Regions from separate parts of the Homo sapiens genome. Here region 2 is linked to region 1. A link is an interaction called in ENCODE POLR2A ChIA-PET data of the cell type or tissue named here. Cell type or tissue: CD4-positive, alpha-beta T cell. All regions are shown on one strand.

Region 1 (2,500 bases):
TGAAGTATGATGGCATTTCCGGGAGAAGAATCTCAGTCAGACCTACAATCAAACATACATTTCCTTACCAGGGGTAAGGAAAAAAATCTTTCCTCTTAAAATTAGACACCCTGTCCTGGAAAACACTAACATCCTACATCCTGAGACTTCCTTCCTGCAGCCTTCCAGCTCTTTCTGCCCAGACTCAGATGTAAGTGGCCAAGTAGCCACAGGCTGCCTAGCAGAGAAGATTTTGTGTTTTTTTGTTTGTTTGTTCGTTTGTTTCAAGACAGAGTCTTGCTCTGTCACCCCAGACTATAGTGCAGTGATGCGATTTCAGTTCACTGCAACCTCTGTCTCCCAGGTTCAAGTGATTCTTGTGCCTCAGCCTTCTGAGTAGCTCTTATTATAGGCATGTACCACCATGCCTGGCTAATTTTTGTATTTTTAGTAGAGATGGTGTTTTGCCATGTTTCCAGGCTGGTCTCAAACCCCTAGGCTCAAGTGACCCACCCTCCTTGGCCTCCCAAAGTGCTGGGATTACAGGCGTGAGCCACCACGCCTGGCCCTAGCAGAGAAGATTACAGTCAATCTTTGTGAGAACTAAAGAGAAACTTCTGCCGTCACCTTTGCGGAGAACTGTCAAGGAGCCGCTTGGTCAGAAGAGCAGGAACTCCTCTGGAAGAAGCCTGGGCATACCTCCTGCACCCCTCCTCATCCCCTTTTTGTTTATATATGGGTGGATTTTTCAACTTTATCAGCCTTGCAGGAAACCATAAATATATTTCCAGTTGACAGTCAAGTTTTCTGGTTGTGAACCTCAGGTCTTCTAAAGTCACCATCTGCTACAGAAACAAAAGTCAACAAATACCACATTCTTCCCAACTGGTCTACCAAAAATTATGGCTGCTTTGAGCATGTCAGCCTTGTGGTTTTCTTCAGAGGGCAGGATGTGTCCTGGCCCCTCTGGTAGTTTAGCTTGGTTTCCTGCCAAAGCGAACAGGGGAAAATGTCCCCCCACCCCCGCCAGCTCTTCCTTGGGGCAGTATAGGGCCTTTGAAACTTAAACTTGCATTTGTCGAGCCTAAAACTTGAATCATCGTGTTTTGTTTTTGTTTCCATTGGGAAACTTTCAGTGTTTTTTTTTTTTGTTGTTGTGGTGGTGGTGGTTTAATTTTTTTATAAATCATTGTTTCTTCTTAAAGTTTTAATGCCCCTGACCTGTGACTCTGAGAGGATTTGACAAATTATCTGTGCTCTTAAAAGGAAGTTTCTTGTCAGGTGTTTTTGCTTGTGCCTATAATCCCAGCTACTTGGGAGGCCAAGGCGGGAGGATCACTTGAAACCAGGAGTTCAAGACCAGCCTGGGCAACATAGCAAGACCCCATTTCAAAATAATAATAATATTAAAAGTAACTTTCTTAAAGTTTGAGGGAGTGGGGAGGAGGATGAAGAGAGAGAGAGAATAACTTATTCAAGTTATCTTCTCTTTTTCTTTCACAAAACTAACTCCTGATTGATTGATTGATTGATCGATCGATAGATTATCTGGAGTTCTTCCAGCCTGTGGATTAACTGCACTCCACCTCATCACTCCCTTCCATTTGCTACCAGTGTCTTTTGTTATTTCTGCCACAGATTCTCTAGTGAAGAAAAGAAACCACTCAAATTGGTTCTCCTTGATCACACCAAAGAGAGGTTGTAGGGTGCCCTCTTAGAGCAGACAGTGGAGTCAACTCTTGCCTCAGGAGAGCACGCCTTGCTAAGGGCTCTTTGGGTATTTTTGTGAGGAGACTGAGGAGAACTCAGTAGGCCTGAGGAGTATTTTTGAGGCCACAGAACCATGGACAGGTGTAAGGGGAAGTTCCAGGAGGGAGGCAATTAGTGTAACTGTTGTTCAGGCCCTCGGAGTGTTTGGGTCAGGGAGAAGGGCAGAGAAGAAGCCACTTTGGAGTGTCAGGCAGGCCTGGATGGGCAAATGTGGCCAGTCAGTGCTTCTTGAACTTGTTTGTGCTTAGGTGCTACCTGGGGATCTGGGTCTGGAGAGGTTGGGTGGGGTGGATTCTGCACCCCTAACACAGCCCCTGCTCATGTTCATGCTGTGCTTTACCTCACTAGGTAACCACACTTTGTGAAGCAAGATGGTAAATATTCTGGGAGCTAGGGACAGCTTAAAGGTAAGGCCAGAGGCAAGGCCAGGGACAGCAAGCAAAAGCAGCCTGCATCCATGTCACTATTAAGGCACCAGATGGACAGTCTTACTGGAAGCCTGCCAAAAGTAGAGCAAGACCCCTCCCCCGCCACCCACCCAGTGGCCCACAGATCTGGGCTCAAATCCTAGCTCTGCTACTAATTTGCTGTGTGACCTTAAGGAAGTCATTTCATCCCTCTGAGGCTGTTTCCTCATCTGTAAAAACAGAGATATTAAAACCTCCCTTGGCCATTTCACAGGGTTACCCTGAAAATTAAATGATATAAGTATGGGGAAGCTGTTTGTAGCTGCCAAAGTACTTTGCAATGT
Region 2 (2,500 bases), 1.6 Mb before region 1:
TGTTTTGGGACACACTGTAAGCACATTTTGTCTTTCCCAGTTCTCTCCAGCTTCAGCATTTTATCAGTTTGATGTGGCTTTAAACAACTTTCCCTTCCCTAGTTAATTCACTAGCCCAGCAGCTGCAAGGGACAAGATGAATCCTTTCCATGTTCCCCTTATTCTCCCTTTGAGCAGGGACTGTCCAGAACTTCCTCAGAATTTCTACCTAGGAATGTTCTAGACCAGAAATTTTCCTCAGGAATTTCCTGTTGCCACCCTGTCCTGCTTCTATACCAGTGAGCACAAAGTCAGGAGTAAGCCTTTAGGACCACTCCGTAAAAAAGCAACTGGGACTTCTCGTTCCTACTTTACATAAAGTTTATTCCCTGCCCCCTCCCGCTGCGCAAAGAGCTTCCTGAGAGACCGAAACAATGTGGCTAAAAGGAAGGCCAAAAGGAGGGAGGTGATCTCTTAATAGAACTCAGTATTTAATCCTCCCCCACCCCTAAGCTCTGCCCAGAATAGATGACACAGAAGGAGAGGGAATTGTTGTTTTGGTGGAGAGGAAGAATATGACCGTGAATATACTCCATTCTATTTGAGAATGAGAGAGTCTACCCACATGAGAGAAGATGTAAATCATCCCCCAACATTCTAACTTCCTTCCTGAAATACACCTAGACCTAGCAGTTTACAATAATTTTTAAAAAGTGCCAAATATGCCCCCAACTTACAGTGCTAAAACCACCGTGGCTACCTGAACTCAGAAGGCCCGTGTGAAGCAACCAAAGAAAGCTTAACCCTTTCTGGGAAGTAGAATAAGTTTTGCCAGTGTTCTCTCAGTTCTTCATAACCAAAAACAAAACAAAACAAAATTTACTGAGCACATGTTCTGTCTGTGTGTCATTCCTCATGAGTCAGACACCTTCTTATCCACTATACTGTGTGCCCACTTGACATCTTTCTTCCAGAGTTGGCTTTAATTAAATCCTTCAGCACTAATGTCCCAAAGCATTCCGTGAGTCAAGCTTTCCCTGGGGTTAAGACTTTTGAAATGACCAGCAGAGAGATGGACTCTAACTACTAAGACTACTATAGCCACAGCAGCTACTGCAGTGACTTTTTCACCACGAGGCAGCCAATTCAAAACAAACGTTGTTTTTTGTCCCTGCAGTAGTTTGCTGAGAATGATGGTTTCCAGCTTCATCCATGTCCCTACAAAGGACATGAACTCATCATTTTTTATGGCTGCATAGTATTCCATGGTGTATATGTGCCACACTTTCTTAATCCAGTCTATCATTGTTGGACATTTGGGTTGGTTCCAAGTCTTTGCTATTGTGAATAGTGCCGCAATAAACATACATGTGCATGCACTGTTGTGGGGTGGGGGGAGGGGGGAGGGATAGCATTAGGAGATATACCTAATGCTAAATGACGAGTTAATGGGTGCAGCACACCAACATGGCACATGTATACATATGTAACAAACCTGCACGTTGTGCACATGTACCCTAAAACTTAAAAGTATAATTAAAAAAAAAACCAAAAAAAATGTTCTCTTAACCCATAGACGTTCACGACTTTTTTTTTTTCTCTGCGATGAGGAAGATGAAGTTGTTAGACTACTGTATTCGTATTCCAATGAACGAACCTAGATTACAGGCTGCAGGGTTGGGGCTATTCCTAGAGACCTAGAGCAAACTCTACTTCATCATTAATGAGAAAACATTTGTGACAACCATCCCAACACATCAGTCATTGAGATCTTGGTATCAAGGTTGAGAACCACCATACTGATGTGCTCTAGCTTTCTATAAATTCAATGTAACAGAAGGTCTACGCTTTGGAGGCTATACTGGATCTGAATAAGTGATCTAAAGATTGTTTCTGACTTTTCCATTACCTACTTCCCTCCCTTATTAGATTGCATCTAGGACACTAAATAGGTTTTCATTTAAAAAGACCAACAGCTGATTACAAAGTATTTTGAAGCTATGTCTAAATGCAGTAGATAAAAGAACTGTGGTTGATTTGTATCATCTACCACGGTCATTAGATTTCAGGAGTGTTTGCAAATGGCACTTTGTATTTCCTAACTCTGTATCATTAGACCTTTACAGGAATAAAGGATAACAGCCCCATCTCAAACTCATCTGCCTTATTTTAGTCATTATTAAGTTACTTTTTTCTAACTTCACTTTTTTTACGTTGAATTATTTCTGCAACCATTTAACTTGATTTTTTTTTCAGTTCCAACTGAAGATAGATAAAATTATAGTATGTAAGTAGTGGACACATATTTTATCCTTCTTACAATTAATTCACCATCTAAAGCAGCGGTCTCCAACCTTTGTGGCATCAGGGACCAGTTTCATGGAAGACAATTTTTCCACAGATGTGGGGGAGGTGGGGGGGGGGGATGGTTTCGGGATGAAACTGTTCCACCTCAGATCATCAGACATTAGTTAGATTATCATAAGGAACGCACAACCTAGATCCTCACATGGGCAGTTCA

What was found. ChIA-PET counts read pairs that join two places held together with the same protein. Peaks named below come from ENCODE experiments on the same cell type or tissue, not always from the same donor. Only the 100,000 strongest peaks of a DNase experiment are listed, where the experiment ranks them.
Region 2: POLR2A ChIA-PET joins it to region 1 with 6 read pairs; 1 of 35 experiments calls an interaction of 5 or more read pairs at or near these places.

What each region holds. Positions count from the first base shown.
Region 1 is chr9:5,844,027-5,846,526 of GRCh38, forward strand. It overlaps a transcript of ERMP1 not described here. Among named protein-coding and RNA genes, the nearest start is that of ERMP1, 12 kb to the left of the region's middle. RefSeq lists enhancers at 487-606, 737-856. In CD4-positive, alpha-beta T cell, no CTCF peak of the experiment used is centred here; a DNase peak (open chromatin) is centred at 955; H3K4me3 peaks cover 739 bases; H3K27ac peaks cover 1,087 bases.
Region 2 is chr9:4,237,803-4,240,302 of GRCh38, forward strand. All of the region lies in intron 2 of GLIS3 (GLIS family zinc finger 3), which reads right to left. Among named protein-coding and RNA genes, the nearest start is that of GLIS3-AS2, 60 kb to the right of the region's middle. RefSeq lists an enhancer at 158-677. In CD4-positive, alpha-beta T cell, no CTCF peak of the experiment used is centred here; no DNase peak of the experiment used is centred here; H3K4me3 peaks cover 259 bases.